Regions from separate parts of the Mus musculus genome. Here all the other regions are linked to region 1. The links are chromatin loops, found by intact Hi-C in ENCODE. Cell type or tissue: heart. All regions are shown on one strand.

The links. Peaks named below come from ENCODE experiments on the same cell type or tissue, not always from the same donor. Only the 100,000 strongest peaks of a DNase experiment are listed, where the experiment ranks them.
Region 2: it touches region 1 in a loop (2.0-fold over the local background); 3 of 42 quality-filtered maps call a loop at or near these places.
Region 3: it touches region 1 in a loop (2.5-fold over the local background); 3 of 42 quality-filtered maps call a loop at or near these places.
Region 4: it touches region 1 in a loop (2.3-fold over the local background); 4 of 42 quality-filtered maps call a loop at or near these places.
Region 5: it touches region 1 in a loop (4-fold over the local background); 4 of 42 quality-filtered maps call a loop at or near these places.

Annotation. Positions count from the first base shown.
Region 1 is chr7:136,058,087-136,063,086 of GRCm38, reverse strand. The region is part of intron 1 of Gm51502 (predicted gene, 51502); the gene reads right to left. Among named protein-coding and RNA genes, the nearest start is that of Gm51502, 13 kb to the right of the region's middle. In heart, a CTCF peak has its summit at 2,353; no DNase peak of the experiment used is centred here; H3K4me3 peaks cover 765 bases; H3K27ac peaks cover 1,545 bases.
Region 2 is chr7:136,304,394-136,309,393 of GRCm38, reverse strand. The region is part of intron 3 of C030029H02Rik (RIKEN cDNA C030029H02 gene); the gene reads right to left. Among named protein-coding and RNA genes, the nearest start is that of C030029H02Rik, 39 kb to the right of the region's middle. In heart, a CTCF peak has its summit at 3,054; no DNase peak of the experiment used is centred here.
Region 3 is chr7:136,292,733-136,297,732 of GRCm38, reverse strand. All of the region lies in intron 3 of C030029H02Rik (RIKEN cDNA C030029H02 gene), which reads right to left. Among named protein-coding and RNA genes, the nearest start is that of C030029H02Rik, 27 kb to the right of the region's middle. In heart, a CTCF peak has its summit at 3,091; no DNase peak of the experiment used is centred here.
Region 4 is chr7:136,129,727-136,134,726 of GRCm38, reverse strand. No RefSeq gene overlaps it. Among named protein-coding and RNA genes, the nearest start is that of Gm36675, 21 kb to the left of the region's middle. In heart, no CTCF peak of the experiment used is centred here; no DNase peak of the experiment used is centred here; H3K27ac peaks cover 403 bases.
Region 5 is chr7:136,150,512-136,155,511 of GRCm38, reverse strand. It overlaps Gm36675 (a long non-coding RNA gene), which reads right to left and starts at 2,354. Exons shown (of 3, transcript XR_378573.2): 1 at 2,169-2,354; 2 at 1,813-1,916. In heart, CTCF peaks have their summits at 2,612 and 2,811; a DNase peak (open chromatin) is centred at 2,921.

The sequences.
Region 1 (5,000 bases):
CTGCATAAGGACTATTAGAGGAGGAGATAGAGTCAGCCCTACAGTGGGAATCAAGAGTAGACTGACTCCTCAATGGTGTTATCCAGGACTCTGCTCAGGTCGTCCCTGCCTGACACCAGCCTTTTCCCTCCTAGGATGCAGATGTGGGGGGGTGGAGGCACAAGGAACACTGGCTTACAAAGGTATTTGGTTTCTCTCTTAGCAGTTTGCATGATTTGAAAAATATGTCATGCAAACCAAAGTGCAGACTCCTTAATTGCCACTGAGTACGAAGGGTCTGCTGGGGACGCAGATGGAAGGTTCAGTGGCTCCACGGTCAGGGCAGAATTTGAGACCTGCTCTCGTTTTCATCAACTCTTTGTGCCAAATAATACTCTACTCTGAGAGAAAAACATTAATCACACACACACAAACACACACACACACACACACACACACACAAACACACACACACACACACACACACACACACACGAGGGGAGGAGAAGGAGGAGATATGTTTTGCCTTTCCCCAGGAATAGGGAATTAATTTCTTGTAGTCATATACAAACATTCTGGGGCTCCAGACACTTGTCTTTGAAGAGTCCGCCTCTGTATTTTGATAACTAGCCACTTCTGGCAGATTCCCACTCATTCCAAACTAGCAAGCACAAAGAAATGCAGTCTTTCTCTATAAAGGTTTGTTTCATCTTTTCTTGTCTGACTTCTTTGTGTTGTGCTTTCGGGTTTTTTGGCTTTTTTTTTTTTTTCTTCAGTTTATGTTGTCTTTTCTCCACCTGTGTCTGAACACAACTTCTGTCTCCTGAAGTCATACAGCTTGTTTACCTAGAAGCTAGGTGAATCTTTGGAAGGCAGCACGCCCACAATGTTACAGAGAGTGGTACCCTAGCCCTTCTGAGGGGCAACAGCAGCCTGATAGTTTGTTTCTGTGTCAGAACAATAGTGACAAGACAGCAGAAAGCGATGCTGAGCTTCTGAGCTCCGGGCATGATCCCGGGCAGAGGCATCTGCAAAGGGTCTGAGCAGGACTTTAGGGACACACACTCTTTATTCTGATGGTTCAGGAGTTAGAGACTTACAAAATTCTCTGTAGACACCTGACCCAGCACAAGGCTCTTGGAGCTGGACACAGTTTCCTGCATAGATTCTATATTCAATCTATTTGTTTTCCAATGGCTAAGCTAAATAGGAGAACCTAAAAGACAGACCCACTCTTCTCAATGTGGAATAATTTTACTGGAAAATAATTCTCCCCACTTGGAATTGAACTTTGAGCAGAGAGATGGCCCTTGACCCCTTTGCATAAATTTCAGGTTCGAACCCCAAGCCCAGACACACTCAGCCGAAAAATCACCCAAACAAAAGCAGTCTTTAGACATCCAGAGTAGCACGCTAGCCCAACTTAGTGGTTCATGTAAAAGCAGGAGCCTCATCTTCCAGTCATCTTACTGTAGCAATCTGAAATTTTCTGACAGAGCCAATGTTTTTGTCTAGTCACTATGTTACAGGCCCTGCTTTTCTCGTACTTCACTCCATAATTTAAAAAGAGAAAAAAAAGGTATAATAATAATTCCAAAAATTAAAATTATTTTTCCTTGAACATATTAAGACAAGCACCTAGCTTCTGATTGCACAACCGTATTTCCTTCCTCTTTATAATATATAGTACTGAAATTCCAAAGGTCTCTGGTACATTTCAGCTGTCGCCTCACGTCAAAACTATAGAGTTCAGCTATAAAAGAATATAATAAATTTAACCTGACCTAACTGGGGATTTTTTTTAAAAGCAGTCTTTTTTTTTTTTTTTTTTCTTATTCTGGTTGTTGTTAATTGTGTATCTTTGAGCTAAGGTCCCTATGCCCACCTACTGATTGTATTTTGTTTGTTTTGTTTTGTTTTGTTTTTTGTTGTTTGGTATTGCCAGTGTACAATTGTGAAATTACCAAGGCTTAAATGAGAGCACTCACAGGGACTTTGAAGTGAAGTGGAGCCTTGGTAGAAAACACAATGCTAAGGGAAACTTGAAACCGGCTTCTGAAAGGCAACTCCATGGCCAGAGAACCCAGATCTGTCCAGGGCCTCTGTCTTAGAGGCCGGCCCCAGGGAATCTTCTCCAAGTGGTCTTCAAGCTGCCCCTTGGCCTCCAGGCCCTTGGGCTCCAGCCACTGGCCGTTTTGCGCTCCTGCGTGGGTGGGTGTGCGTTTCGCACAGGGAAGCAAACTAGCGCACTCGGGTTCAAATGTAATCAATGTTTTTGTTTTGCAGCTTTGTAAAATGAGTCTTTGTTAGCCGAGCTCATGTTGTTTCTCCGACACCCAAAGAAATCCCTGGCATCAGAGTGCCCCCAAAAGGCAGCCGGGGAAATGAGCCGGGGCGCTCTGACCTTTAGCGAGACAGCTAAGGTTATGCACATAACATTTGCTTGTTTACTCTGCAAAATAAGCAACGAGTTGGAAACTCCGAGCCTCTGCCCGCGCGTCCACGCACTTAAAAACACAACAACACGAACCAGGCTGCCGGGCTTCCCAGCTCGGCTGTACAGCGGCTGTTATCTGCTTTGCTCGCTTCTAGCCCGATGCAACTTTAATAACAGGAGCCAAGACTGCTCAGAAAATCACAGCTGTAGCTGGAGGCCAAAAAAAAAAAAAAAAAAAAAAGAAAGAAAAAGAAAAAGAAAAAAGAAAAAAAAGAAAGAAAAAAAAAGAAAATAAAAAAAGAAAAGAAAGAAGAAAATCCACGAGAACGAGGCGCACCCCCCACCCAGATTCACCTAAGAGCAGGATGGCACTGGGTTGGAGGGGGCAAGGGCCACTCGATCAATAGCCGTAAAGGGCTGGTGGCCACTGGTCGTTTTGATGGATATGACTGTAAAAAAAAAAAAAATATTAAAAAAAAAAAGTCCAGATCGGTTCACAGTGGACCTCAAACCATGTCAGCTAAAACCAAAGAGACAAAAAGTGACAGCTGCGGAGAGTGCACTGCAGGCAGTCAACAGCGCCTGTGATTTATCGTTCCATCTGCCTTGCCGCTGTGAGGACAAGTTCCCCCTGATTTGGTTAAAATGAAAAGGACCTCAGAGAACGCAACGTGGGTTTTGAAAATGTGCAGAAACTTTTTTTTTTTAATTTCCTGATTTATGTCCCTTTTCCCTTTTTAGAAAGTCTGCCTGCCCAGGAGCTCAGCAGGAGTCGGGGGTATGGGGGTGTTGCACTTCCACCCTCCATTCCAGTGATGTTGGGGTGCAGGACATAATGTCCCAATCCTGGCCTCGATGGCACAGTGTGGAGACTGTAAGGACTATGGCTTGAAAGCCTCCAGGAGCTCTGAGAGGCTCTTAGACCCCAGATGCACCCAGTCCCAAAGGGACAGCAGGGCCACCAAAAGGAAATCCAGGGTTCTGAGTCTGGCTACACACTTTCTCCTCAGCTCTCCCAACCTGTGAATCCTTGGAAGGTCCTCCTTCTGCTGTCGGATTCTAATAAAAGTTTTATGCGGGTCAGCACATTTTCAACCAATTTCCCATGACAAGGCCTGTTGGTTTCGGTGGTGCGTGGATACTGGTGAGCTCTCCTGTCTCAGGGGCCCTGACCCCGGGCATGCACTTCCTGGCTGGGGGGTTTTAGGCCTCTCTTAGGTCCGACCTGGTGTCAAAAACTGGCCTGTCTTCTGTCTCAGGATGTTGGCTTTACCTCTCAAGTGTTTCCTGAATTTTTGAAAATTCTTTCTCTGGCTGCTTGTCCATTGTGGCTTAATGCTCAAAAAAATATTTACTTTTTTCTTTTAGTTTTGAGATAAAGAGGAGGGAGAGAGGAAGGGGGTGGTGAGAAGGAGGCAGGGGAGAGAGCGAGAGAGCAAGGCTTGGCAGCTACTGGATAGGAGAGCCTGCCTCCAGGGGCCAGTCTCACTCTTGGGCATGTTTCTGTCAGGCAAGGGTCAACATGTTTTACCTCTTTTTTCATTATTCAAAATAAGTACTGATGTTATGTTTTAGCTATTTAAAAGCCAGCTGCCTCGTTCATTTCAGAGACTTCTCCTGGTATGAGTGGATGTGGTAATAGCTGGTCTGTGTATCGTCTTTCACAAAATCTTGCCTTTCAGAGCCTCGGTCTTCAAATGATATCAATCAAAATTTATGCAATTCAGAATCCATATGTATAGGGTCCCAGTTCACCTCATTTAATGATAACTGTAAACCACATGTTGTGTACATGTCTAAAACACTTTTCTCCTTCTTGGCTGTGGTAACCCTAGGGGCGCTCGGCTGCGTGCAGCTTGCCCAACTGCACAGCATCAGACATTGATTAATACTTGGCAACAACGGAAATCTTGAATAATAAAATGGTGAATGAGGTAAATGCAAACTAATAAAACAAGGTGAGTGTCAATAATATTTGAAGATGTATGTTAATGTAAACAATCTAGCAAGACCTGAGAGGCTGGGAAAGGCAGCTAATACAGATGCTGCTCAGAATCGGCCCTTATTAAACTGCCTTAAAGTTGATCTGCACTCGAAAGCCGTGTGGTGACGTGTGGAAAATAAATGATTTGTACTGGCTGGGTTAAGGGGTGGAAGGGGACTTCGGCCCCTCACCCCTACCTGGCCAGCTCCAGAGGGGGCCTGTTGCTTCTGCCCTTGTGCTTGGAGCAGAGAGGGAGGAGGAGGGGGAGACTCCTAAAATGAGTCAGTTATTATCATGCCTAGGTGAGAGAAAAAAAATTAAAGTAGGATTTTAGAGACTTCATTTATATTAGCTTTGAGACCTGGTCATAGAAGGCTTGGAGTGATTTTTATTGTTGTTTTTGGTGTTGGTGGGTTGGATTTTTGTTTTGTTTTGCTTTTTCTTTTCTTTTCTTTCTTTCTTTCTTTTTTTTTTTTTTTTTGAGAAATACTTGGATAAGTGGTTCGGTGGGGCTCAGTTTATTGTGTTTGTCAGTTCCTTCAGATAAGCATCTCAGATTCATGAGAAGCCCGTTTCCACCCACACAGAGATGAACTCCTT
Region 2 (5,000 bases), 250 kb before region 1:
ATGACCACACATCAGAATTCTGTGTCCATGGTAACTCTAAACCTCATTACATTAATAATCAAGAGAATTATCAATCAATGATTACAGGGATCTTATGGCACCAAGAAGTGCAGGATGTGAAGAGTGACCTCTATGGGTGTTATGATCCCCGAGAGCTCTGTGTAACCAAGCCTGAGTTCACAGGACAAAGTGTAGCACTTCTGATTCCTGAAAAATTACCATTTAGCAAAACTGTCTTGAAATGTATTCTGTGAGAGCAGAGCTTAGGCATTGGAGGAAGCCTTGTTTCCATAAATGGTTCATATAAGCTGTGACCCAGAGTTCCAATGACCTGTGAGTATTCATATGATCACAAATTAACACTGATGGAGTAACTTTTAAAGCCTGCCACAGAACACTTGATATACTTCCTGTTTCATTTGGTATACTTCCTGTTTCATTTGGTATACTTCCTGTTTCATTTGGTATACTTCCTGTTCTGTTTGTCATGTTCAGATACTCAATGCAACTGACTTTATACACTTTTTAAGTTAGCATATGACATGAGATCATTGATTTCACTATGGCAGTTTTATTGTTCTCATGTTGTTCTCCATTCCTCTTTGTCCCTGTTTTCTGTCCTTATCCATCATGCATTATTGCATAGTCCTTGCTCCCCAAGACCAATGCCCACATGGTGCCACCCGCAGTCAGGATAGGTCAATCTGTCTTCGTGTCCAGTGTAATCCTTCACTCTTTGAATTTTTCGTCCCCTTCTTAGGATCTCTTTTTCCTCTCTCATGGTCAATGTCAAAAAGTTGTTCAACAGTCTTAGCCACTAGAGAAATACAAAGTCAAAACAATTCTAGACTCTCATACAAGTCAAAATGATCGTCACCCGGAAAACAACTGATAAGAAGTGGTGGTGAGGATGTGAGAGAGTGGAGCTGTGATCTGCTGCTGGTGGGAAGTAAAGCAATGCACATACTGTACAGAGGGTTCTCAGCTCGTAAAGCTAGAATCACCATTTGACCCAGCGATACCCTTCTCATGTATAGACCCAAAGGATTTACTGTACCACTGAGATACTTGCATGGCCATGTTCACTGATGTGTTTTTCACAATAGCCAGGAAACGGAGGGACCACTATCAAACCATGAAGGGTGGAGTAAATGTACACACAGCAGGACTTTGTTCATCTATGAAGAAGAATGAGATGACATTTCCAAGAGAACACGCAATGCCACTAACAGGAACATGCCCATTGCTGCTGCAGAGGCAGCAGACAATTGTCTTTGGACACCACCTTACTGTGCAGAACATGAAAACCTCAGCAGGGTATCATGTGTTAAGTTTATCCACAACATTTCTATTGTCGTGAAGACACTGGCAGGAGGAAAAAACTGAAGATGGAGAATTGTAGGCACAGATAAGGGAAGTCATCCTGGGAAACTCTATCTATGCTTCCTACTAGAACAGAGCCTTCACCCCCAATGGTAGCCATAAGTCATGGCTTGCTCACAGCTGTATTCTCATGTCAGGTACACACAAAGCAGCAAGCTTCTTACTGTGTCAACTCTCAGGGAGGGTCTAGACCTACGCCCCAACAAATCCAGCCTTCCTTTAGCCGTGGAATGTTCGCAGCACAGGAGTTCTCTCAGCTATCCTTGGCCATCTTCAAATGAGAAATCTTCAAGCTGCTGTTCCAGAGAGAACCTGGCTCAACTCCCACCACACAGCTTATCAGGAAACCCGTTCTGCGCAGTGCTTAGCTTCACCTATGACCAGGGACCATAGAACTATAGCACCTCTCTTCTGCAGCGGTTAAAGCAATTATTTTAAAAATTCTTAAATGTGGGAAGATGATAAAGAGATAGAGGGAGCTGTGCATGAGAACACCTGTAATCCTAGCACTTGAGAAGTGTGGGCATGTAGGAATAGAGTTCGAGGTCATCTTCAGCTATACTGGGTTACATGAGACTCAGCCTCAAAAAAGTGAAAGGGAAAAAATATGGGGGATAGAAGAGGGAGAGGAAGAGGGAAAGGAGAAGGAAGAGGGAGGAGAGAAGGAGAGAGAGAGAGAGGGAGAGAGAGAGAGAGAGAGAGAGAGAGAGAGAGAGAGAGAGAGAGAGAGAGATATTCAGAGACAGAGACAGAAAAATGTGAGCTACCTTAGTCATGGAACAGGAGTCTACATGGATATTGGCACATAAAAGGTCTCTGTGACTGATTGATAGCTGTGGGCAGTGTCACTCAAAACAATTAGTGACTGTATAAGATTGACAGCCGCACCAGCAGCTGAGACATTGCTCTTAGTATCTCCACCCTGAGCCATTCAGCTATGGAATACCTGAGTGATACCCTTTGTGTACAAAGGGGGAAAGTTAAGCATTCAAAGGAAAGAGTAAAACATAAAATTGTCTGCATGCCTATATTGATTCTCTATACTGAGCTGGCTTAGGAGCACAACTTAAGATAACTGCTCAAATCCTTTGCTTCTGTTTAGCTGAACCAGGTTCCAAGGTGTGCTACACAAGGACAAGTAGCATGTAACCATTAGCTCTGGGGACTCCTATCTATTGGTTTAAGTAAGAGGGGATATGTGGTTAATACCTTTTTTTAAAGATTTATTTACTTTATTTATGACTATACTGTAGCTGTCTTCAGTACATCAAAGGAGGCCATCAGATTACATTACAGATGATTGTGAGCCACCATGTGGTTGCTGGGAATTGAACTCAGGACCTCTGGAAGAGCGGTCAGTGCTCTTAACCACTGAGCCATCTCTCCAGCCCCTGTGGTTGATATCTTGGGACCAGACCATCATACAAACATGTCTTCCTCCACCCATCTTCTACTTTCTCTTCTGGCTCTCAGCAGATGCTGAAGATGGGCCTTGGAATGTGTGACAGCTGCCAAATGACTTCCTGTTCTCCCTGCTTCTTGTCTCTGGAATCAAATCAACAGATCCCAAATCTTCCACGCTGTCCTGGGCAGAAAAGGGAGTTTGCACAACATATCCAGAGCCATAGCACACTGCTTTTGTAAAATGCCTGCGACCCTGAACTGTGCCACTAGGGTACAGCCTAGGCTTTCCTGAAAAGCCACCTTGGGAGTTATTTTACCTTCCTCTCACAACTCAGAATATGGCTGAAACCCGCATGCAGAAGAGATATCTTGTGACACAAAATGGCTGTTAAATCCAGTTCACCCAGTGGACTATGGGGTTTTGGAAAACCCAGCTCTGGTCCCTGTGAGCAGGACTATGGCGACAGGGTGATTCTGCCCATTAGGCCATTTCATTTCCCTCATGGTTCAGCCCTAAAGCCACCTTTGTTTCCAAATACTATAGTGGAACCCTGGAAAATAATAAAAGTATTTTGTGGAAAATTCCTTAGTCTGTGGGATAAACCTGGAGCACTGACATGTATAGCTGGAGGCTTATTTTTAGATCCTCTGGAGAGCGAATGTGTGTGAGGGGAAGTCAGGGAGGATAGCAGAGAGAGAATGGTTTAAATCATAATAACTTCATAAAACAGAGTTTTCTTGTAATATTCTTTGGTAATGTTGAGCTGAAAATAGATTTACAATCAAAATGGGCTTAATCTAATATTAAAGAATTCTTTTAAAATCCCCTAATCAATTGAGATTCTTCCCCCCTTTGGTTTGTTTTGCTTTAGCTCCTCCAAGAGGCTGTGGGTGTAAAGAAATATATTGACATTAATTAAGGTGAGTTTCCTGTTGCTTAGCAGGGCCTCCATAGCAAATAAACCCCGTTAGCAGGGATGTTGATCCTGGGAGGGGGCGGGGGGCAGAATTCAGCGTGGCGTGGGGGCTTTGTGGCGGCAGCACACAGGCATATGAATGTTCCTGTGACTGATCTGCATTTCTGAGTCCAGACCCAGTGCATGCAAAGGAGTGCGGTCTAAGCCTTCCCCAGAAGCCAGGCTCTTGGATGCACCTCAGGTCCCAGCTCAGTGCTCAGATCAGACACTAGGAAGTGAGGTGTTAGGAAAGGACTCCTCCTGGGCCAGGACCCCTCTCCAGCCCTGAATGGACAGCTTGGCCTCAAGCTTTTAGGTATTGAAAGTAGATCATTTTTGCTTGGCATTTTGTCTTAATAAAGACCCTCATTACTTGAGTTGATGAAGTCTAATAAAAATTCTTAATTAAACATAATTTGTATTAATGATAATATTATAAGCCCAGCCATAGTTTCTATTTTTTCTCATATGACATCATTCAATTTTGACACACATTGCTGGCTTACTTTCACTTGCCATCCTATTGACCAGAAGAGTGACATTGTAGCGAAGGTTTTATAGAACCCGAATATGCTCTGGTCTCTGGACCTGGCTGTGTTAGATGCTGTCAATTCTCATGGACCATTTCCACATACCACAGTTCAAGTCATCTTAAGCCTAGGTTGTTGGAACATAATTAATAGCCACATACATTTCTTGTTAGACTCCACACTGGTCCTCCAGAGCTGTAGCCTGTCATCCAGCTCTTCTCCTTGTCTTCCCACTCAGAGCATGCCCGTGCATCAGGCAATAAACTACACAATTCAGTGTAGTTCATTCAGCCATGAACACACACTTAGAAAACTTCAGTTTCCCAAGATGCTTCACTCTTCAGCTTCCTTGGCCTGTGCCTGAGGAATCAGGGGATAGGAGAGGTTGTAGAAAGAGACCCAACCAGGATCACTGATGACCTAAATGTCCCCATATTTGGCCCCAATGACAGCTCTGGAATGAGAAGTCTGAAGTACACCCACTCTAGGTTCTTAAAAGGAGGCTCAGCCTGGCAGATCCCAAGTCCCATGCACAGTGCCTGCTCTAGTGGTTTTCAAAGTAAATCATGTCTTCCGACGAGTGTCACACATGATTGATGAACCTGGGAAGTGAAGGGCGAAGAGGCAATGAATGATAAGTTGAATACACTAGACAGAATCCTGATTTTTTTTTAACTCTAATGATTTCATGTAGAATCTGTCCTGGCTGTAAAGGATCTTGAATAAA
Region 3 (5,000 bases), 230 kb before region 1:
TATTTACATTATTTACGGTTCTTCACATCTTTCTCTACATGACTCTACATGATTCAAACAAAAAACCCTTTGGCATGACTTCTGTTGGAAAGAGAGTGATCTGTATAATGTTTGTGCTGTGGAAGTCCTAGCTCCAGCTTTGAGTCTCCAGAAATGTGTTTGGTGACCCAGGGTTGGCTCTGGTGTGGAGCTGGACTGGACACCAGCTATGTTCCTCCTTTGCTTTGCTGATTTTGCAGTGGTCACAGGAACTACATAAGTCTTTCATTCAGTCTTGCCTACCTGGCCAGACTATGGATTTTGTTAAAATTAGACCTTAACTACCCTTTTAGTGCAGTTTGTGAAACTTTTTTTTATGTGTTTGAGTACTTTATATCATTCACACTGTACTAAAATTTACATGCGCTTTTCTAAAAAAAAAATTGTCATGTAAATTTTTGTAAGCTCCAGGCTTATTTTATGATCCATAAACTAAGACAATATATTAAAATCTTGGAAGAATTTAATATCAGCAGCAGATTATCTTAAAAAACACACCCACACCTAATTCGTGGGTATTATAGAGACAGGCATATCAAGTATGTTAAAAGGTTTAATGGCTGTTAGTAAATTTTACTGCCACTGTCAATAATTCCATAATATATTAGGCCAGTTAATAGGTCAATGGAATGTATTTATATCATGCTATAAACTGTTTACCAAGAACAAACTAATTTCTAATGATAATGAAACATGGAGTCAATAAATATTAATTTTAGCATTTCTAATTTAAATACAATTTTTCACATCTGTCGTAAATGTTGGGCTGGCAGCATTAAAGCTCACATTATTGGCCTTGTACACCAAGGACAACCGTGTGAAGAACAAACTGTGACAGTTGCCCTGCATAGCAATGCCTGTAGGTGAGGGAATCTTCAAGGTGTGTGATCCCCTTTAGTTTATTTTATTCAAGCTGTAAGCGTACTGAGCCTGTCACCTGAAGTGTTTGTTCAGTCACTGACATGTCAATATGCTTCTTAAAAATAAATCTTCTTAAAATTCATCTTTAAAAAATATACCTTTGAAAAACTCAGGGCAAGTTTTTCTATTAATCTATTTTGAGTTCTAAGGCCTATTGGTGTTCTTCACTTTTCAGGTCTCTCCTGTGGTCGCTTGGGAGCTCAGTCACTTAGATCAGTTGCCATGGAGTGCTCCTTGCCTTCCCGCTTCAGAACTCAGTCACAGCCTGCACTAGGGAGGACAAGGTGAGCTGAATACAAGCCAAGCGTGCCAGCTCCCAGGAGAGCTGCCAGCCGACCTGAATTCTGCTTCACCATATTGGTGTTTTCCTCAGGGAAATGGTTCCAGTGTATTTGAGGATTGAGGGTTGTTGTTGGTGCATCATTTGTAGAGCAGTGACCTTCGGAAAATGTTTGACGCACTTGTGCTTTGCATGGCATCTCCTTTGAAAGATTGTACATACACATGTACACACAGGAAAAAGTACACAGAGGTAGTCTTGGCCTCATCATGTCTAAGTGATAAAGATATCCTAGTCTATCACTTCTTCGTGGACCAGTGTCTTGAGGATCTTTGCACAGCACTTTACTGGTTGTAACATCCCTTTGCCTTACATTTCTTATCCCCACAGCAAATGTTCTATACCTTCCTCCATCCATCCATCCATCCATCCATCCATCCATTCATCCACCCATCCATCCTTCCATCCATCTACCCATCCATACATCTACCCATTCGTTCATTCATTCATCCATCCATCCATCCATCCATCCATCCATCCATCCACCCACCCATACATACATCTATCCATCTATCCATCCATGCATCATCCATCCATCTTCCATCTATCCATCCATCAATACATACATACATCCCTTCACCTCTCTCCACAATCCTCTCCTCAGTTCCTCTTTGCATCATTTCCTGTCTGACTTTCTCTCCCTCTTGTTACCCACTCCTCCCTTTATCTGCTTCTTTCATCCCTCCATGTTTATCTTTCTCACTATCTCTCTATCCATTCTTCCCTTCACCAATCCCTCCCTCCAATCATTTCCTTGTCTCCCACTCCCCTCCTCTGCTCATCCCTCCTTTTCTCTATGCACCCTTATTCCTCTGTCCCTGTATTCATTTCTCCCTCCACTTCCCATCCTTCTCTGTATTTGCCCATTATTCTCCATATCCATATCCCTTCTCCCACCTACCCATCACCTTTGCTCATCATTGAGTAGCCACTATAGCCAAGCCTCCTAATCTGAGTTTTCCCTTCTATTATTTATTCTCCTAATGTCACTTACTATTATGGACAATGTGCTGTTCTTCCACAATCCATGATGTGAAGTCCTTGCTTTCAGTACCCCTGAGTGTGACTATGTTTGAAGAGAAGGTTTTTAGAGAAGTAAATAAAGAAAAATGAAGCCATTAAAGTAGTTCTAATCCAATCACCAGTAGGATTTACTATTACAGAACATTGTAGTCGTCAAATGCTAATATACATGTATGCTCATGCACACACACACCACAAAGCCCTTGTTAAGACACAGGAAAGAGTAAGGATACATCATCTGTACACGGGAGGAGGGGAAGTACAGATAATATACTTTTGATTGTAGTCTTGCAGCCTCTAGAAATTGAGAAAATAAATGATCGTAAGACTTCTAGGAGACAGAAGCTCTAGTAGACCAATGCTAGAGTCCTAATTTTTTATATTAAAATTCAGTCATCCTGCTTAGCATGGTAGATCACACATATAATTCCAGCACATAGAAGGCTGAGGCAGGAAGTTCATGACTTGGAGGCCAACCTGGGCTACATTGTAAGCAAGCCTGGGCAATTCTATTTCACATTCACATCTTACCAGCTTTGAGGATTCAAAATGAGTGTTTTAAAAATATTTTTTAAAAGTGTTTACACATAGAAACCAAGATTCTTAGCCCTGGAGGTTTTTGCCGTTGGGGTAGGGGCTGAAGAATGTTTGTGCAGAGCTGTCTTGTGCCTTATTAGATGCTTGAGGCCATTTCTGGCCTCCACCCACTGGGTGCCAGTACAAATCCAGTCTGAGCAGACCAAACATCGCTGAATACCATCCAGCGCCACCTAGGGTGGAGGTGGAGAACAGCTACTCTGCATCTGTATTGACCATATGCTCGGCCTGTCTGAATGTGTGTTTATGTGTGCATCTCTAGTGTGTGTGTATGTGCATGTATATGCATGAATGCACATTTGTATGTATGTGTATATGTGTGCATGTATATTCATGTGTAATGTGTGTGTGTCTGCTGGTATGTGTGAATGTTTGAGTGTGTGTGTTTATGTGTGTACCTGCATATATGTATGGTGTGTATATATGTTTGTAAGTGTGTGTTTATGTGTAGGTGTGTATACGTGGTATACATAGGCCTGTCTGTGCTTGTGCGTGTATGTGTGTATTCATGTGTATTTGTGCATATATGTGCGGCGTATTTGTTTGTGTCCACCTGTGTGCATAAGTATAGAGTATGTGTGTATTTTCCACAAAGACACAATATCGCCTATACACCCACGGGTAACAGGAAAAAAGCGCAGAGCAAAGTGGTCTATGCAACCAGTTGAGACCCACATTTTTCCAGCTGGGATTTCAGAACGAGCAGGAAAGGCCTGTCCCTTCACCACTGGGCACCAGGACAGGGCCAGCACCAAAGAAAGGGCAGGGTACACAGAAGCTGGTTCTGTGCCAAACAGCTTCTAACAGGACTACGATAGTTAGAGGAGCCACCGGCTCCATGACTCAGCAGCCTAAGGAGACTCATCTGTTTCCCCAGGACTCTTTCCTCTACAGGCTGCTTTCATACACTGCTCTCCTGCAAGAATAGCAACTGGCCCCAGGGTTGGTATAAGCATGTGCAGCCCTCTTGGTATTCATAAGTAGTGAGGGCCAGCACTCTGGACCTCGGAGGGGCAGGGATTGTGTGCAGGGGTGGGGATGGGGCCTTTTCTAGCTAGGTCTCACATGCAGTTCTCCAGCAAAGGCTCTCTGACCTTGGAGTTGCAATTCTTGGCTTCTGCCTTGCTCTCCCTTGCCCTTGGATTCCCTCCAAGGTGTGGTAAAGGGAGGGTCTAGCCTGAGCGCTGAAAGGGTGCAGAGAACAAGGGGTAGTAGATTTTCCGTTGCCCTTTTTGTGAGGTAGTGGATGAACTACAAATTCTCTAAAGTCTTTCTCTGTGACCCAAAACTCCATTGTTTGGGCTCTATAACTCTTCCTCCCTGTGGCAGACAGAAAGAGGTGAACACTGCTTCCCACTGCCTGGCCTCTCTGTGACTTTCTGGCTTCAGTTCTTTCCATTTCTTAGAAAACAGACTTTTGATTCAAGCTTTTGCCTATACCACCGGTGTCTGTAGGACCAGCTGGAAAGGCCCCTCCATGACTTTACTGAGCAGAGCCACAAGCTGACGATTGCTGTTATCCCGCTCTGCACAGCCCACTGGCAACTTCCATTTTATGTTTAATATTTAAACTGACATAGTTCTTCCAATTAATGCATTATATTAAATATTAGGCTTTAGTAATCTAGCATTTTATTAATATATTTTAATATTTAATGCTAACATTTTATGTGACATTCTTAGTTGTATTAATCTAGTAAATTTTGCCAATAAAATTAAATTATTTTCCTATTTTTTACTTCTTGAGTAGAAACGATTACAGGAAAGTCAAAATAATTAGATTTCATTGGGGATAAGTGATGAGGGGATTTATTTCCCTGAAGATGAGACTTTTCTCATCTTCTTGTAATTTTCTGACTCATGTATATAGCTCCTGTGATCCAGACATAAGCCAGAGTGCAGGTGTGTGGGCACTTGCCAAGTGTTTTTCTACCAAAGCTTCGGTTTTTAAACTTGGAAAAAGCTGCAGAGAAAAGAATCTAGCAACCTGTTAGATTTACAGACAAGAAGAATGGAGGGGTGGGGCTGTCCTTACTGCACAAGCGTGAACAACACACTTCAATCCCCAGCACCTACATAA
Region 4 (5,000 bases), 72 kb before region 1:
TCTTGGGGACAAGCACTACCTCAGCTTCTTGCCTGTGTTTATTTATTAATTAGTTGGTGGAGGAGAAAACTGTCTCCCCTTTTAAGTTATTATTTAGATAGTTATCTAAATAAACAGTGCTCTTAAATTTTTCCCTTGGGAAGAATCACTACTAACTCCGCCTTATCTTTTGGCTGAAATTGTACTGTGACCAACTCTCTGACAAGGCCCCCCTAGTTCTTCATTGTTGAGGGCCTGCTGGGGACTCCCAAAGACTAGAACCCAAGTTCAATCTCATTTCTGAGGCAGGGGGTTACTAGAAAGAGAAGTCTCTTTGCAGCACAGTGAACAGGTGCAAAGAGCTTTAAAGAACTGCCCATCAAGGATCAGCTACAAATGCCAGGCTGCTCTGAAAGCTGAAAATGCAGTTTCAAATCTACCAAGCCAGTGGAAAACTTGAAGAGGAAACTGAGCCTTGGATCCCTAGAATGTGTCTTCCATCATGGAGACATTCAAGTGGTAATGTCATGCCTGCAATATAAGAACAAGACAATGTCATAGTCTATAGTCCCTGATGCCATATGTGGTACTAGCACTGGGGAAGCTGAGTCAGGAAGACGATGAGTTCAAGGCCAGCCTGGGCTACTTAGACTCAAAAGGAAACAAATAAATAAATTAAGTAAATAAACCCCACAGGTAAGAATAAGATAAAGCTCCACATAATAATATGAAAGGCCTGATGAGGCAATTTTCAAATTATAAGGGATATGTGAGGTAAAGGAGACTGGAGTCTACAATATAGTGTTGGTTGAATATCCATGTAACATTGTGGGTTGCTTCAGAAATATTCTAGGAAGTCTTCTATCTTAGCTAGATTGAAAACGGTAGCATTCATGTATTTTATGAAGACAAATTGATGTGACTTTTCAGCAATGATTACAAAATCAAGATGAGGGAGAGGTCACCTTCCTAGAAAGGGTCATTTCTGCTTGCTGCAAAAATGGAGAGGCCCTCTGCCCATGGGATTTTAGGAGAATTTTATCCTGAAAGATCTACGTTGATAAAGCACTTCAGCAAGGGTGTGTGGCAGCTACCAACCAGGGACGGGGCAGCCAACTTGGTGTGGTATCCCAGCAGACATGTTTGCATGAGTAGTGGAGGCAGACAGCATTGAGGACACCCAGAAGGGAAGTTCCGAGATGGAGGTGATGGAAATATGGACTTGGGTTTGTTGGCTATGAGCCCAGGAACACATGGATTGCCAGAAGCAAGGGGTACAGCATAGAGCAAACTAACATTCTCTCGCCGCCTCCAGGAAGAACCTACCTTGTGAACGAATACTTTGACTTTAGATTTCTGAGCATGGACATTACAAATCTTTCTTAAGTGACTAAGATTTCAGTGACTTGTTACACCATCATGAGAAATGATTATACCAAACATCCCAGATCACTGGGAAAGTTTCATTATTAGCGTCCAAAATAGGAGAGCAGTTCCAACAGAGAGCCCATCTTTGGGTATGTCAGTCACCCTGCCACCTGACTGTGCTGGCATCAGGAACGACAGGAAGGAAAAGGCCAGGGCAGCCAGAGCTCAAAGGTCAGATCCAAGCTGAGCCTTTTGTTCTGGATTTTAGCAGCAATGAAACAATGTCAGGTCACAACTGTTAGTTGACAAACAGAAGGGCATATCAAAGTTTGAACATGCTGTGTGCCACACAGTTTTCATGTTAGACCATTTTAATCTTGTGGCTGACATCAAAGGCTGATGTAACTCCCTCCATGTTAAGGGTGAGTGAACTGAGACTGGATAAAGACCAGATTGGCTGAGATACCCAGCAGGAAAATGGAGCAGATAGGCTGCCCGGATGCTACTTCGTGAGGAATTAGAAAATGGGAGCCTCTGGAGTCACCATGAAGATTTGTTTAGCTGTGCTGACATCTTCTGGGTCCATGGTCTCTGTGTCTGCTATGGTTTGGAGTTTCCTTCAACTCTCTTTGGCTATAAACTGGGAAGAATGTTAGCTAAGTCAGCAACACAGAAGACCACCATCTTTTGTGACTTGGTATGTGAGTCTGTTCCACACTGTGACAAAACACCAGAGGCGGTTGAATTAAAAAAGGAAAGGTTTGGGCTCAAGGTTTCAGGGAGCTCAAGCTAGGATGCCTGGCTCCATTGCCTTGGGCCTAGCACAAAGGAAGAAATCCCACGGCCCAAAAGAAAAGAAAGGCTCTCACCTCCCAGAGGTCAGCAAGCAGAGGAAGGGGGACCAAAACCAAGGTATTTCGTCCAGAGATACACTGCCAATGACCCAACCTTCTCCAGTCAGACCCTACCTTTCCGCTTTCTCCACCTGCTGCTAACGCCATCATAGTGAGATTCTGCATACGGATTAGGCCATGCATGAAGTGCCACCTTCAGGACCCAATAGCTTCCCAATAGTACCAACTGGGAGTTACACTATCTACACATGACTCTTCTGGGGCACACTTCCTATCACAGCCATGAGCAGGACAACTGAGACACACTCTGAGAGACACTTACAATAATATTTGAAAATACATCGTTTCTGATCACCGGAAAATGTTCTCAAGGCCATGAGTCACACAACCTTGCATTTAAAAACCTTCCAGGACTGCAGAGACGATGGCTCAACAGATAGGCCCATTTGGGCCACACACATGAGTTCAGAGTTCAGGACCCATGTGAAAACCAGGCTTCCCCACAAATGCCTGCAACCCTGGATTTGATGGGTGGTGGAGGCAAGGTGATTGCTGGGACTTCCAGTCGGGGCTATCAGTTCAGAGAGAGACCCTGCCTCAAAGGAATACATAATCAGCAGTAAAATAGGACGCTTGACACCTTCCTCTGGCCCTCACCCAGGTTCTCCAACCAGTATGCACACATATGCACACTCACACAAACATGTACACAAATTAGTCAACTCCTTTCAAATAACTTTAAAAATGATAAAGGTAGTAATGGTTACTTGGAAGAAAGATGTTTTCTGAAAATGTGTAACCACTAGTAAGTTGTCACTGCTTGTCAACAACGATCACCTATTCTGCTACTAGACAACCCTAACGAAAGTCATTGAGTCTTCCTGCCCCCACCAAACAAGATCAAAGTAGAAGGAGGACTAAGTGGGAAGAGGAGGGGGTCAGTTGGAGTGTTCAAGGGACAAGAGAGGATGATGGGGAAGTCAGTTCTATCAAAATACATCACAATCATGCATGCCATTGTCATAGTAAGATCGATTCCTAGTTGTACTTAATAAAGACTAATGAAACACTTCTAGAATTCTAAACAAATATTTTCAGGCTTACCTGTGAGTTTCTTTAAGGGTTAGTTGAATGCTTTCTGTAATTTGGTCCTTCTAGCCCAGATGTGTATCAGAGCTGGCAGGAGCAGACCTGGGGTTCCCTCTGACAACAGGCAAGGAGACTCAGTGGGACATTGGTTTCCTTTTTCACACTTCGATCAAGCTCATCAAACTTATGGTGCATTTATCATCTTTGGTTTTTACTTCATCCAATTTTAAGACAGGTTAAAGAAGCCACTGAGACATAAAGAGCTGAGGTTGGCCGTGACCTTCATTGCAGAGCCCCAGAGAGACTTTATTAGGGACTTGGCTTGGTCCCACAGTGGAATACTAACAAATCCCGCTTCAGAGAGCACACAGAATCCGCAACACGGATTTGTGGCCAACAGCCCGAGTTGTATGTAGCTCGGGTTAGGGAAATAAAGAATTTTAAAGAAAGAGAGGCAGAACTGGATGAACAAAAACGCTCCAGGCTAAGCCTTCTAAATTCCCCGAATTAAAACTCTCCAGGAGGTGAGAGCTGGGCAGGGAGCTCGAGGGGGAGGGGGAGGAGGGGGGGGAGGAACTGCAGACTCTCTGAACAAGCAGGCAAGGTTCTAGGGAAGCCATGGAAACCAGAAGTAAAGATGACTCCAAAGGTCAGAAGACAGCTCCCTGGGGTGCCTGTTCCATGACTAAAGCATGTACAGAGAGAAGCCGCACTGATAGAATTAGCTTACATCTTCTGGAACTTTCCACCAGTCACTTGCTGCTCCCCAGAGGTTCCTCGCTGGACTCATTAAGCAATGCATCTAAGATGAAAGGTGTCATTGATTGAGTTTCTGAATAAACGGATGCATTAATATTTTACTAATAACGATTAAAATTGTCTAAGACAACCTCATTATACTGCGTTCAGCCATATACCAGGCAACAAAATGATGAAGAATTATTGAGTTCCAATTGAATATGGAGGCATAAAGTTTCTGATGTGGCAATAACTGCAGACAGGGAGCCTGGACCCTCAGTCCTGAGTTCCTCAGAAGCTAAGCAATCCAATCGTCAAAGCCCTAACCAAGGCAAGCCGGTCAGCTAGAGGAGACTGAAGCACCTCTGTCAGAGGAGCGAGGACATCTCCCCAGTCCTCTGCAAAGCTGGAGCTGTCCTGGGAAGGGTAAGCTGCCTCAGTTTCCCACCCAGCTCCTGAAACGCCATCACCATCACCGTGTGCTTGAGCATCTACAAATAATAATAATAATAATAATAATAATAATAATAATAATAATAATAATAAATTCTCAGTGAAACCAGAGCCCTGCTTGCTTTCCACACACCTCAGCACTTCTCTGCCCCCTCTCCCCCAAGGCCTGCCCATGTCTTCCTGTTCTGGCTGGCCCCAGTCACTGGTAAAGTCTGTCTTTAAATCTGAGAATGCCAGCAGCTTGCCAGGCCTGGAAGCCTGCCTTTGAAATGCCTCCAGCCAGGCCAGGGGAGGAAATATCAGATTCTTCATCAGAAACCCATTTGCATTCGCTGTGAAACTCAAGTCAGAAGCCAGACTTGCAAGGCTTTAAATGCATGCCCCGCAGCACAGGAGCCAACAGCGGTTCCCACGCTTGAGGTCAGTCAAATCCTAAAGTCACCCTCCTCCCAAATGGCCCTGTTCACTAAGCCTTTCGTAAAGTAACAGGTTCCGTTCCGGGGTTTATTCTCAGTATCA
Region 5 (5,000 bases), 92 kb before region 1:
AAATTGCCCTGGTGATCATTCTACAGCATTCATTTTCTTTCTGGTAAGTTACCCTGTTGACCCATTATTTGTGTGACATTCACTGAGTCAGGCTTGCTTTCTCTGTATCATCAGGGTTGGTGGCAGATGCCATTCTACACTGCTCTTTAGCTCTGCCTCAATGTGAAGTTTCAGGAGTCATCGGAATGGGGAAAAATGAAAAAAGCTGATCTAATGGGCAGACTGAGAGTGGAGATGAAGAGAAGAGAAAGGAGAGAGCTACAGAAAGGGAAAGAGGAAAGATAGGAGTAGAGGAATAGGAAGAGAAGGAGAAGGAAGTAAAAGGGGAGAGGAGGAAAAGAAGAAAGGGGAAAAGGGAGGGATACTACTTATAATTGATGCTCAAAGCCACTTGGCCAGGTAAGGACAGGAAGAGGAAAGGGTGTGTGTGGTGGGGAGGGGCAGTCTAGTAACAAGTCCAAAGCCCCGTGCAGAAGGAAAAAGAGACAGAAGAGGCTGAGGAAGAACAGCTATGAGGAAAAAATCTGTGGGTGGCTTCCTGGAAAACCCAATGGGCAGCTGCTGAAAAGATCGAGAAAGGACAGCCAAGGTGAGGCAGGGGCAAGCACTTGGAGGACAGCATCTGACGACCTGCTTGCCCATGCTTGCCAGTGCCTGCCAGTGCTTGCCTGCGTCTGTCTGCCCAGGTTTGCTTGCTCCTGTGTTTTCTCAGCTTCAAAAACAGAGAGGCGATGCTGTGCCTGCTGATTGACAATGAAGGAGGTGAGGTGTCTGATGGAGAACTTGGGGCTGGCTCCAGGCTAGCCCGTTACCCCAGGCTTCCCTTTCATGCCGCATGGGTGAACTTAGGGGGATATGGATTTCTGAAAGAGAAATGCCTGCATTCCAAGAAATCTTAGGCTTGAGGACAAACCCCACAATATCACGGAACTCATTTTTAGTTACAAAGTCAATATAGGCAGTTGGTTTTTTTAAAAAAAAATTATGAAGACCCCAAACCACAGTGAACAAACATGACCTGTTCCCACTCCCTACCTTGTTTTATTTCCCAGAAGCCACCATGATCTGCAGACGATTTTTATAGCTACAAGCAAATCCTTTACTTTTCCACAAATAAAATTAAACATGTTCCTTTCAGCTTGATTTCCCTTAATAAAAGCCTATGGGATCATCCCAGATTGTCCTGGGGAGGCTGGTCTCACTCTTTCCCTAAAGGCTGCTCGTGTTCTGTTTTATGTGTATGGTATATTTTATTTTAAACAGTCCCCTATCAATCTTTTAGCTTTTGTGTTTTAATTTGTCTCTTCCTAACAACCCTTTCCAATAGTGAACATTGTTTTAAATTTCCTTTGCTAAAGAGCTCCATAAAAATAAGTTCTTTGGAATAAATATCACATTTTAAAAATATTGACAGGTGTCATTAAATATTCCCCCAAGCCATCTTTTCTGTTAGGCTCCTACCCTGGGGGTGTTCAACACCCCTCTCCTGGTCTGCATGCATACTTGCCACTTCTGACATGCCAAGTTACCTGCCCTGCCCAGATTCTAGGATTGCAACTAAGACTTAAGTCACAACCAAGAGGGAGGGACTAAAGTTGTCTACTTGGAACTCAGCACACTGGGACAGGCTGCAAGTAGTCCCAGGCTTCCAGTAGGACAAGCATGCCTTTGGTCAGGCTGTTGAACCAGCTGTACAGACCTCCTGGGAGGACCAGGGACTCTCCTGCTGCTCTCAGGCAGTGGTCCCTGGTAATCCCATGCAAGTGGAGATCTGAGACCCTAGGCCTCTCCCACTTCCTCTTAGCCACTTACCAAACATCACGCATCCTTTCCTCTTTGTTCTTCCTACTTGAGCTCACTCGTGGGGCCATCTTCTCTGTTCCTCGGTACTGTACTGTAGAAAGGGTTCCCTAGCTCTGGTAGCCCAGATGCCCATGAGACCACAGGGTATGATTCATTAATAAGAACAGGTGTCTAGCTCAAGAGTCTGGACCCACCCCTTCTCTCCATCCCTCTTCTACTTTCTGGTCATTCTCAGTAAGGGACTAGAGCCTCAACACACACACACACACACACACACACACACACACACACACACACACACACACACAAGGACTTTGCCAAGTTTCTTGCCCTCTGTCTTTCTTGGTTCTTGCAGCTGGACTTACAGAGGCATCCGTGGGGGTAGGGCGGGACTGCCCCTAAGGTTTTAAGCAGTTTTGCTCTCACAACCATCTTGAATCTGCATCTTCATCCGCATCCTCAGCCTTGCCCCATCACTCCAGTCCAGGCCTTGCTGGTATGCAAGACGTTTTTAAAAAGTATTCCCCGGGGGCTGGTGAGATGGCTCAGTGGGTAAGAGCACCCGACTGCTCTTCTGAAGGTCCAGAGTTCAAATCCCAGCAACCACATGGTGGCTCACAACCATCCGTAAACGAGATCTGACTCCCTCTTCTGGAGTGTCTGAAGACAGCTACAGTGTACTTCCATATAATAAATAAATAAATAAATAAATAAATAAATAAATAAAAAGAAGTTTCTATTTAAAAAAAAAAGTATTCCCCGTTCTTCCACAAGCTTCCCCCTCCGCTCCGCAAAGCTTGCTACCCACTAGTGTCTCTCTTATCTACCTTCTCTGTGCCACAGCCAGCCTTGAGAAGCAGCGGGAGGTAAGAAAAGTGCTTTGGTGCAAATCTATCTCACCTCAATACCATAGTAAGAACTGAATCAAACGGTTAGGAAAGGGGAGAAATCCACAAAGAGTTTTCTGTAGCCTGTTTCTGGAAACAGCAATAAGAAAACTCCCCCTACAGGCGTTTCGTGGTTACTGCAAAGTAAACAGAGGAACTCTGCTGATTCATCAAGCCCATCCAATGTTTCCTTTGACTTCTTTAAAAACAGACCAGTTTCCTCCTGGCATCCAGCACCCTTTCTCCCCAAGGGAGATGAATAATGCAGACAGGACCTCCCTCCCTCCCCCAGTCCCTCAGGCCACAATGCTTCCACAGCCTTGCTAAAAGAGCTCCCCCGGCCTTTTTCTTTCTTTCCTTTTTTATATTTTTATTTTTTGCAGAGAGCTGAAGATTATTCAGAGGTTTTTATTCCTACTTCCATAAATCCACCAGCAAAAGAACATGTTTCAATAGGGTAATAGTTAATTCCTCCTGACTCAAAGACACGGGGTGGGAAAGCACATGAAATGTGTGAAAATCAGTTGTCACCAAGCCCTGGCTGACCTTCGAGGAAAAACTCGAGATCAATAAATGTGTAAAAGAGATGAACTGCCTGGCTGGGATCCAGAATTCAACATCTTACTTGTATCTCCCACCACACATACCCCAAAGATGCCCCTGATCTTGCTTCTGCCTATTTTAATGCCTATAGCAATATTTGTTTAAATATTTGGTTCCAAATAAGAAGATAGGTTTGCCAGGGTATCACACGAAATTCAGTAAAATCATGTATTTTGGGGACCCAGCCCAGTTGCAATTAGTCAAAACCAGCATCTCTCCTCTGATCCTCCTGAACACACGTAGGTCTAAATATCAGCCTGCCCAGGAGGCATGAGTGAGACAGGCCACTAAGCTATGGTCATCCCAGGGGTAAGAAGGTGGGGGAAGGGGGAACTCTCTCACAAAAGGGCATTGTTCCCTCTTCAGGTTTCTTGCTGTGCAGTTACATATATTATGAGTCTGAAGGTTGAAAAAGCTCTTAGTTTTGTTAACGTGTTTTCAAACCACTAATTATTCCCTGCTGTTTTGAGGTGTTAAATACATAAACACATGGGCTACTCAGCTTAAGAAATTAGGGTTGCATTCCTCTCCGGATGAGCCAGGGTGAAGGATAGTTTCCATGTAACTCACTGCTACATGTGGAGTCCTGTGTAGGCTTAGTTCGACACAAGCCAGGGCCACACACTAATCATGACAGAGACCACTGGCCTGGGGCTACCAGGCTGTCACTCCAGAATCTCTCAGCACATTCAGGTCTTAGGGAGCATGCCTGATCCTTGGAAAGTACTGGGAGTCAAAGCTTGAGGTTTTCAGTTAACAAGGCCCTTAGACCAGTGCCCAGGGGCTCATTGAGTTGTCTTTACATAGGTGATCTCTGCCTGTGACAGCCCATTTGGACAATAACACCTGAGGCCTCAGAGTTCTTGTGTGGACATAAGGCATGGGGCATATTTCGGTTTTGTCCATTTAGCCCCTTGGACATCTTCATCTCCAGACCCAGCATTACTAAGTCAGAGGCAGTGTTCCCAAAGGGTACTGACATGTAGGTTGCTTAACACTAGGAGTCAATACTTTTACTGTGGGTGCACGTGTGAGGTGTGTGTGTGTGTGTGTGTGTGTGTGTGTGTGTGTGTGTGTGCACATACATGTGTATGCAGGTATGCCTGCTTTTGGAGTCAACTTTGGATGTCATTCCTCAGGAGTCCTCTACTTGCTTTTTGAGACAGAGTAACTCTCTGGGATGAAGAGTTTACCACGTAGGCTAGGCCGTCTGACCAGAGAGTGAGCCCCAGAGGTTCGCGTGTCTGTGCTTCTCCAATGCTAGGATGAGAGACTGGAGGCACGTACCACCATCCAGGTTTTACATGGACTCTGAGCTGGAACTCAAAGTTCTTATGTTTATACAGATATTTCCTAGGCTCTCAACACAAGAGCTTTGTAATTAACTTCAGGATTCACCAGAATCTAGGAAGCATCACTCGAAGTCTCTCCCTAGCCCAGGTCAATGTGCAAGGTGAGGTCAAACAAGCTGAAACAAGTACCCTGGCTGCTTCTCAGCACAGTGGGTCAGGACCATTCCTGCAGAGCAGACCTCAGAGGCTGATAGCATCATGTGGAGAAGGGGTAGCATCAGCTATTGTATCAGAGAGGAGCCTTGTAGAGCAGCAAGGGCCATGCCAGCCAAGCCAGGTATATTAAGTGCTACACTCCTGCTCACCAGCCAGAAAGGCATGGAAAACAAGCTTAGAGAGCCAAGGACCTAGTGAT